Regions from separate parts of the Homo sapiens genome. Here region 1 is linked to region 2. Evidence: read pairs that join two places in POLR2A ChIA-PET (ENCODE). Cell type or tissue: PC-9. All regions are shown on one strand.

Region 1 (5,000 bases), 64 kb after region 2:
ATTTCCTCATTCTGATAAAGGGTAGTAAAGAGAACATCTATTCCCAGATGACTCATTGGTTTTTAGCTTTCTTTGTCCCTCCCATGTCTGACCGGCTTTATTCAGGACAAAGTTGGGGAATCAGCTGTAAGGAATTGCCTGGTGCAACTTAGTTCAAAGAAGGAAAGATGTGTGCTCACACACGCACACAAATAAGTGGGAGCTGCTTCGTTCCCTCAGAGTCACAGTCTTATGATTTCCTTTGTGCTTTAATCAGGACCATAAGTAGGGCATGTGACTAGGACAAGGAGGTTACCGTTTGAAGGTGGTAATGGAATAGGGTTACATTTGTTCCATTTCCTATGCTCTTTACATTCACGAGATCATTATCATGAAAACGGATTTGTGCTGTGCCATTTCCTGTTCTTGTTACAATCTTTATCATGACAAGAAGGTACTAGGTTTTAACGCCTGGTGTTACATTTAACTGTTTTTAATAACTGCTATGTAGTATGACTTTTCTTCCCATATTGTGTTGTCTGCACAAAAAGTAAAGGTGATGCAGTCCAGGAATTTGAGTGTTGGTTTACTGAGTGTCTTGAGGCTCTGAAATATCAGGGTAGGGGACACATCTTCTTCTTTCGATATCCCAACCTAACCAACAGAACTTTCACAAGAGGCTCTGACTTGCTACTGCATCTTCCACGTAGATTTCAGATGCCCACTTTTCTTATCCCTGACTCTTTATAGTCCAAATGACACTTCTAGTGACAGTCAGATTGTATAACTTAAGGGGCAAGGCAGTACAGTTTCCAATTATCATCAAAGAATTTCCCCAGCATTACCATGCTGAGACTTCAGGCTGTTGATACGGATTAGATCAAAAATAGAACATGGTATAATAAGAACCTTTGCTTCCTGGCATGGGCTAGAATCAGAATAGCTAATGGTACAACACTTTCAAGCTCTCCTTTCTTTAAAAGTAGGTTTAGTCCTTGTGAAAGCTGCTGAGTTGACAGCTCAGGATACTATGGATAGAAAAATGATAAGCTTTCCCTCCCTGCTTTTCCCAATATACCTTCGGCCTGCCCTGGAGGGAATGTCTCAAGAAGAGAAAGGTTAGTTCTTTTTCCAGGTACTTTTAATCTTTGAATTTGGGAGTAGGAGGATTATCCAAGCTGATTATAAAGAATGTTTCAAGATGGGGCTATGTTTCTCCTAAGAACAAAGCTAAAATTGACAGATCATTTCATTCAGGCAACTACAAAACCACCCAGCTAGAATCAGTTTTGAAATCATGTGTGTCTTCTCATAAGGGACCTCCAGAGCTCTCCAAGTGAGTTTTGCAATGGCTTGTGTGTGGTTGAAGTTTTAAGAACTCAACCTTTTGAGGAAGATAGGGTACAGCATTTGCTTCATAGCTAGTGCTAATGAAGAACCAGTCATTGCTAATGCTGACCCACCTGCATTTCTTCATAGCCACCAAGCTCAGAGCAATGGAGCTGACTAGGAGGAACTAAAGACTTCAGTGATAGGTTGGGGTTGGCAGGGTAGACAAAGTCTCCCAAAACTTGGTGGAATAGAGCTGAGAATTCCACCCCTTCCTTACACAAGCCTTATTCATAAACTTTGGGGTGGGGATCCATTGATGCATTTCAGGGGAGTTATGAAATTCCTGAAATTCTATATAAATTTCATTGTAAGCTAATGAACTATTTTTTTTCTCTCCTGAGGGTGTGCCTTCCTAGCTTTTATCTAATTTTCAAGGAGCTCTATGACGTCCCACTTTTTAAGAGCCACTGCTTTAGATAGTCAAGTCTCTTTCCTCCAGTCCTGGGACCAATTGTCACCCGACCCACTCAGAAGACACTTAGAGAAAAAAAGGCGTTAGATTACTGATAACACTTAAGTTGATTTCTCATTTCCAAAAACTTGACTCCCTCTCATTCAGGCTGTTTTCTTATTTGCTAAATATATTTTTATCTTTGACTTTGAACTTTTTGAAATGACATGTGTATAATGTATTTGATGTCTAGAATAACATCTTATAAAGCAAACTCTTTGACTACATGCATAATCGTGGCTTGTTCATCTGCCAGCACCACCCACCATAAGGAAAGGAAGGGTTCCCTTAATAAGTACTACCTTTTTAAGAAAGTGAAACTAAGAAAAATTTCACCCAACTTATAAAGGATAAAAATCCATTTTTAAATATAGCAATTCTCCTCTCAGAAATAATCTTGAGTGCCAATAAAAACATAACCACATTGCTTGCTCTTATTTAAAAAAAAAAATAGAAAAGAAGCTAAAGAGAACAGCTCCTCCTTTTCCACCGAATATTGTTCTGGGGAGTTCATAAGGTCAGGAACTTGACACTGGTTTCGGGTGGAAGCCAGTCAAGCAGGATTTCTTTGCCCTCTGGACAAATGGTTGGCCTACTTCAGGAATTTTGAGTAATTATTGCTGCTCTCTTCAGCCAGGAGAAATGTACTTTTCACAAAGAGAAGAGCTTGTGGCATTAACTTAATCCCACTGCCTGAGTGCACAAAATCAGTTTTGCTCTGCAGAATTATAGTTCCTAATTTATGAATATGAGAATTATTTCATCTCACCCCTTGGGTCTTTGTGAAAATGAAGCACTCATGGTGTTGCCTAGAGCATGATGTGATGCCCAGCATCATGTACTTCCTGGAGGATATCACTTCATAAATGCAAGGTACTAAGAGGAGCAGATTGCTGTTCCTGGTATGTCCAATGCTGTTTTTCACTAAGAAGTATAGAGGCAGCAGTTTTGTGCCTTCAACCATGCCAGTCAAGAATTTTGAATTTTCACTCTTTCCCATTAGAATTACTCCTAATCATTCCCATAAAGACACATTTGCAGTAGCTGAACTCTGGAGCATCACAGTCAGACATTTGCAATGAGATTATTATGGTATTGTTTTGAAACAAGTAGTTGTATAAACTAAGTGTTTCTATGATCAAGTTCTTGAACAAAATTATCATCTAAATTAATTTGAAGAGGACACGGTTTTGGCAACCACTGGCCACAATTGCCGGTAGCCCTATTTTCATCAGAAAAGCAAAGGTCTCTTCATATTTAACTCCCTCTTAATATCCCTTGGTGGTTTCTATTGTTTTGGAATCATTCTCTACCATACATAACAAGTCCTATGAACCATATGGGATTACCTGTCCAAATTCCCAGGGAACAGGGTAGCTGTGAGTATTTTTGTATGCCCCTATAGCATTGCCATAATGCCACCTCAGATTACTAGAGTAATCCTCACCAAAAACCCTCCAGGCAACTAACATGTCAGGAATTATTCTACTTATAATAGGAGGCCCATTAACACTGAAAAATAATATATTATTTTTTCACATGCACACAAATATATTGATTCAAATGTGTGTACATTTTGATCTAGTATTAACAATCTTGCCTATGTTTTTTTGGTAATCTGAGAGTTTTTGTATTTTTTTTAATTTGAGAGAGGGAGTATTGTGTATTTTTTTTTTTTGAATTACAATCAATCCATAGCATTTAGTTGGTCTTTCAGCCCAAGTGAAACAAACACAACACCAATTCCTAACTTTTACGCAGCCTATGCAAATGACCTTCTATCCAATTAAGCAGGCAGCAAGCCTAGTATTTTAAGTAGAGGTAGTTTCTCAATACTTTTTGACCCATGTTTGTGGATTGCTTTAATGTCATTTCACTACTAAAAAAGAGTTTCTAGATTAAAAAATAGTTTATAGTTTAATTCTGTGATATTACACAATTTGGCTTGGTGTCTAGTCACTCAAGCTTTTCACTTGTATTTTTAAATTACCATTTTAGGGACACAGTAAGAAAAAACAGCTTTAATGGCATTTAGTTATTTTGAGCTCATTAGATATAATTAAAAGTCTACAAGGAAGCTTTTCAAGTCAGTACCCAATTATGGGATTTAGCTAAACTTTTGAAATATGACAGTTAAGTTTGTGGGCATGCTGTACGTCAGAATTTTGCTTCTTATACCCTATTTGGGCCATGTGAATTCAGACAGGCCCAAACTGAGGAATCCCAATTTATGAACCTTCACTTTGTTTGCTCAAACTTGAGTGTCCAGATTTTTTAAACAGCTTATCATAGAAGAAGATTTAACAATGAGATCTGTTCTCTTAACAAATTTTAAAGTGTTCAATACAGTATTGTTAACTACGGGCACAATGTTGTACAGCAGATCTCTAGAGCTTCATCTTTCATAACAAACCTTATACCAACTAAACTTTCCATTTCTCCCTCTCCCCAGCCCCTGGCAATCACCATTCTACTCTCTTCTTCAATGGTTTTGACTATTTTCAATACCTCATATAAGTAGAATTATACAGTATTAGTTCTTCTGTGATTGGCTTATTTTACTTAGCATAATGTCCTCAGAGTTCACCTATGTCATGACATATGGCAGGATTTTCTTTTTTCAAGGCTAAGTAATATTCCATTGTATGTATATACCACAATATCTTTATTCCTTCATCCTTTGATGGACATTAAGAGTTTTTCCATATCTTGGTTATTGTGAATAATGCTAGAGTGAACATGGGAGTGTGAATATCTCTTTGAGATCTTGATTTTAATTCTTTTGGATAAATACCTAGAGTAGGATTGCTGGATTATATGGTAGTTTTGTTTTTAATTTTTTCAGGAATCTCCATACTGTTTTCTATAGTGGCTGTACTATTTTACATTCCCACCAAGAGTATAATAGATGAGGGTTCCAATTTCTCCACATCTTTGTCAATATTTTTAATAACACCCACCCTAACAGGTATGAAGTGATATTTTATTGTGGTTTTGATTTGCATTTCCCTGACGATTAGCAATGTTGAGCACTTTTTCATATACCTGTTGGCCATTTGTATGTCTTTATGGAATTTATAGAATAGACATTTAAAGAAATGTCTATTCAAGTCCTTTGCCCATTTTTAAAATCAGGTTATTTGGTTTTCTGTTTGTTTTGTTTTTGCTACTGAATTAT
Region 2 (5,000 bases):
CTAAAGGTTTGGTGTAGCTTTCTTTTTCATCAGTACAGTGAAACTTTCAGGCAGCCATGAATACCTTGCCTTGTTATAGTATTTCAGTTCCTCTTGTGACCAGTGTCATAGCATGGGTTTATAAGTTAACTGGAGTTAGGGATGCTATCTTTGGTCATGAAAAAGAGTTGTCTGTTATTCTCTGAGCAAAACTAAATAATTCCTCTGGGAGTCAAATAGAGACACGGGCCTGGATCACACGGTGCTTTACTATTGAGGGCTTTGGCACAGACCACCTGGGGTTTTATGTTGTTCTGTATTCATTCAAAACCAAGAGTCAAAGTGCTCTGTGATGTCCTTATGAAGAGTCATGCATTAAAACATGCTTCTTTCCATAGAGATTATATTTTTCTTCTTTGTTTTTTAAGGTTTTTTTTAACTGAACATCTTAGTATTTTAACAGATGTATTGAGATAATGACACTGAGATAATGGCTCCCTAGCTATTAGGGAATAATTCATTTCCTTAATGTGAGATGTTTTGGAAAATATTACTGTCATTTTGTAACTACATATTGTGTAATAATCCTGACTCAAAGCACCTAGTAGGTTAATTCTTGGTATTATAAAAGCTGATGAGGGAGAATATACTTACCTGCCACAAAATTTTGCATGTGTGAATAGTTGTTACCAAGGTGAAAGGAAAGGAAACTCTACTTTCATCTGTACTTTTTCTCACCACTTGAGTTCTTTTTAATCTTCTTGGTACCCAAGAATAATCTCTTTATTAAACTGTGACATTTCAAGTTGTTGCATTTTAAGTTTTCTTCTGTAAAATTCTCTGCCCTTACCCGAAAAGAAAACAAACAAAAAAAAACCACAACTCTTGATGTATCTAGGATACTCCTGATTTGTCTTGAATGAGTCAAAGCTGAGAGTCAGTGTATTAAGAGTGAGATAATTTGAAGACTGATCACCAGGCCCTCAAGGTCTAGAATACAGTCAGAGCAAGAATTTGATTCAGTATTTCCCCTGTTGCCAGAGGTACGATCCACCTGTCTTCTTGTCTTTGTCTTGGTAGAAATGTATTATCTTTTCTTACCAAAATTGGAATGTAAAGGAGGAAGAGATTTAAGTCTGAAAATTATATGAGTGCTTCCTCCAGACTATCAAAAGTTAGCTATTGATTTTGCTTTGAATGTTGATGAGACTAACAGCACACTGACCTTGAGTTCTCTTCACAGTGGGTAAACCTCACAAGTGCAACTACTGTGGACGAAGCTACAAGCAGCGCAGTTCACTGGAGGAGCACAAGGAACGCTGCCACAACTATCTCCAGAATGTCAGCATGGAGGCTGCTGGGCAGGTCATGAGTCACCATGGTGGGTAGAAACTGGATTCATCATTTTTATTTCCCCCTACTGCTTTTGTAGTTCAACATGAAGATAAAATCTTATGCTGTTTAAAACTATTTTAGATCACTTTAACTTAAATGAGTTGAGCTTTGGGATACATTGCAAATAATCTGTATTGAAATTTTGCAATACTCCCAAATTATTTCTGATAATGTTTGAATTAGCATAATAATGACAACCAACCTTTCATATACCAAAGGAAGGTACTATTTACTCTTCTTTTTCATTTTTCTAACCAGATAGTTAGAGCTGATTCCACATTAGTCTGTAGGCTGCCTAAAAGAATGAATTGGTTATTTGAATATTTTCATCTCAGGTAAGTGATCAGTCATATAATTTGAAATTTCTCCAATCGGCCCTTTAATTTTTATGAGAAATTACTGATTTTGCTTTCTACAATGTGCAAAACAATCTAGACCAACATTAGACACCATCTCTCTCCACAAAAAACATTCTCCAAGCAAAACATCCTGATCTCTAAATACACTACGGCAGGTAGGAAGGCAATCCCTAAGGTTTATCAATGAATAATTCTCTGTTCCTGAAAAGTTAATTTTAATAATCAGCCTTATATAGGAAAATAATGAATTTCAGTTCTTAAGATTTGTAATGTCTATCTTGTCTTACTAATTAGATTTGTCTACTGATAAGTTTTATTTATACAAAGACAAAAATCTCAACTTATTAGTACATGTATATCTTTTATTTATTTTTTTAAATTATTTTTTATTTTATTTTATTTTTTTTGAGATGGACTCTCACTTTGCCACCCAGGCTGGAGTGCAGTGGCACGATCTCAGCTCACCACAACCTCTGCCTCCCCGGTTCAAGCGATTCTCCTGCTTCAGCCTGCCAAGTAACTGGGATTACAGGCATGTACCACCAGGCCTGGCTAGTTTTTGTATTTTTAGTAGAGACGGGGTTTCGCCATGTTGGCCAGGCTGGTCTCAAACTCCTGACCTCAGGTGAGCTGCCCGCCTTGCCTTCCCAAAGTTCTGGGATTACAGGTGTGAACCATTGCACCTGGCCACTTGTATATCTTTTATTTAAAAAAGGTTTGCCCAGTATTAAATGGTATAGTTGGGGATTGCGACAGTCACTTTTAAAATATAAATATCTATGTATTGGCTTATACATAGCCAGGTCAAGGATTATTTCTGGGGTTTTCTGTTTGTTTTATAGAGTATATACTATGGAACTGTGTTTGTTGGACAGCTAGTGATTATGTGTTGTTGAGTTGGGAATTTTTTTAATTTAAAATTTTCTTGTTATCCTGAACAACTGAAGCATTTCCTTCTAGTTTCTATAATCTAAAGAATCTAATTCTATTGATTTGTGATCAAGTCCATTTATTTTTATATTATCATCATTAACATTTTTTACAAACCTATCTGTGTATCAAGTCTTGGTAAATTTGATATTTCAAGCTTGCATTACCTGGGCTGATGATGATAGCATAGGATCTGGAACATAGAGATTACAAAATGGTGCGTCTCGGAGTCTGCCAAACCTGCTCTGGCTACTTCGTGTCTGGGTGTGTCACTCATAGGCTGGGTTTGAGGATTAAATGTGACTGGATATGTAATAAATGCCCAATAAATGGTTTGCTTTACTGTTAACATTTGAGAACATTAAATAACTGAATAACAGTAAATGTGCTATTCCCTATAAATTTGTTATTTACCAGCAGTAACTTAAGCATTAGAAGTTTCATTTGCTGACCAAATACACTGTTACTATTTAAATTGATGGATTTAAGGGTAAATTGAGGCTGGAAGCTGATGGAAGCTTGGGGGAATACCAAATCTTCCCCAAAACACCTTATGGCATTGCTACTAGTTTTTCTATATTATATTCTCCCATTGCAGTTCTGACATTTGATGGCGTTATGCATTTCCAACTTTATTTATTATTTTTGCATTCCTAGTTATTTATGGAATTCTGTATTGCATACATACTCCTAAAAGACTATATGGTAATAGGGAGGTAAAATGTAAATAAATTATTATAATCAACATTGAATTATCTGTTGGCAGATTGAACTTTTAGAGAATCAAATGCTAACGAAAAATTTAAACAAGTATATTTTGAGAGAAGCAAAGATATGTCCCCTAAACAACTGGGGCCTCAGTCTTACCCCCTATTCCCCAGATTGCTTAGCCCTCCGTAGGCACAGGCCCTTTACAGGTGGTGCTGAAGCTGGAACCAAGTGGGGGAAAGTGGGAAAGGGGTAGGGGCACTGGGTAGGTAGAGCAGAGGGTAAAACCAAAGAGGAGAAGGGATTGAGGGTAGCTTCTGATACCATTTATAGAAACAAATATTCTTAAATACTGGATATCATTTTAACCACATAAGTTTACATTCATGCCATTTCATACCATACTTTTTCTGGGTTTGTTATAACAATAATTTGAGATTATCCTTAATCTCCTCTATCTGTTGTTAACATGCCTAATGGGAAATTGGCCATACGAGGTAGGAGTTGATAAATACTGTAAGAGAAAAACATGGTTCTGTAAAATGCTGCTAGAGTTCATCATTAACATACGTCTCATATAAATAGCTTGGCATATGTCTCTTTTTAAACAGAACCATGATGAAACTTATATCTATTCCCTTCTCTTGCTGTATGTTATTTATTTGTTTTCCTTTTTTGTGGTAGATATGAGAGTTGCTGTCATTTTGGTTGCCATTAGCTCCATGAAATGATTTAACTATTACTTGTTTTTAAAAAATATCTGACATAGTTATATTTCCTAGTCTTTCTTTTCTAAAACATGTTTTTCCCTGTGTTGTTCTTCTAGTATGGAATTTTTTAAAGGAAAAGAGGCATTTTCACTTTACTCAGAAAACATTTATCAAGAGCTTACTATGTGCCAAGTTATATAGAACATTCTGGGGTATAAAAATAAATGGACCCAGTCTTTTAATACACTTACTTTATAGTCTGGTAGGAAATACATACTTTAAAAAAATAAAATAAAATGAAACAAAAGCTCTAATAAGGATGCATACACAGTTCTCTGGGAACATAGATGTAGAATTAACCTAACTCTGGAAAAGTCAAGAGAGGCTTCTTACATGCAGGAGTGTTCAATCCAAACATGAGGGATGAGTAAAAATTGCATATATCAGGCAGGATACAGAGAATGTATATTCAAGGAGAAAAAGAGGCTTGGAGATATAAAAGATAATTAACAGCTTCCCTGATGTTGAGTGTAACTGCAGTTTAAGGAGTGGTAGGAAATGAAGCTTCTGAATTAGTAGGTTGTGATGCAAAGACAGAGTCTTCTCTGCTAAGCTAGTGTTTGAATTTCATTGTGTAACTGATGGGGGGCCACTAGGGTAACCAAATTTGTTATTAATGAGGTAATCAAATCAAGAAAAATGTCTCCAATGAGGATACATGATAAATGCCTACCTGGGGCAGGGGGTATGGTGTGAGGAGAGACTGGAAATGACAATGCCAAAAAGAAAAAGATGAAGAGGCAACTGCAGAAGAGAACAAGGTGAAATATTGAAGACATATTTAGGAGGTAGAATAAAATGGTCTTAGAAAAGTTGATTGAGTTTGAGGAAAAAGGAGGAATATCATGACTCATAGTTT

What was found. Peaks named below come from ENCODE experiments on the same cell type or tissue, not always from the same donor. Only the 100,000 strongest peaks of a DNase experiment are listed, where the experiment ranks them.
Region 1: POLR2A ChIA-PET joins it to region 2 with 6 read pairs; 2 of 35 experiments call an interaction of 5 or more read pairs at or near these places.

Annotation. Positions count from the first base shown.
Region 1 is chr2:212,954,215-212,959,214 of GRCh38, reverse strand. All of the region lies in intron 2 of LOC102725082 (a long non-coding RNA gene), which reads left to right. Among named protein-coding and RNA genes, the nearest start is that of MIR4776-2, 30 kb to the right of the region's middle. In PC-9, no CTCF peak of the experiment used is centred here; DNase peaks (open chromatin) are centred at 34 and 2,384; H3K4me3 peaks cover 1,160 bases; H3K27ac peaks cover 3,462 bases.
Region 2 is chr2:213,018,353-213,023,352 of GRCh38, reverse strand. IKZF2 (IKAROS family zinc finger 2) reads left to right here. Exons shown (of 9, transcript NM_001387220.1): 7 at 1,223-1,360. Among named protein-coding and RNA genes, the nearest start is that of MIR4776-2, 95 kb to the right of the region's middle. In PC-9, no CTCF peak of the experiment used is centred here; no DNase peak of the experiment used is centred here.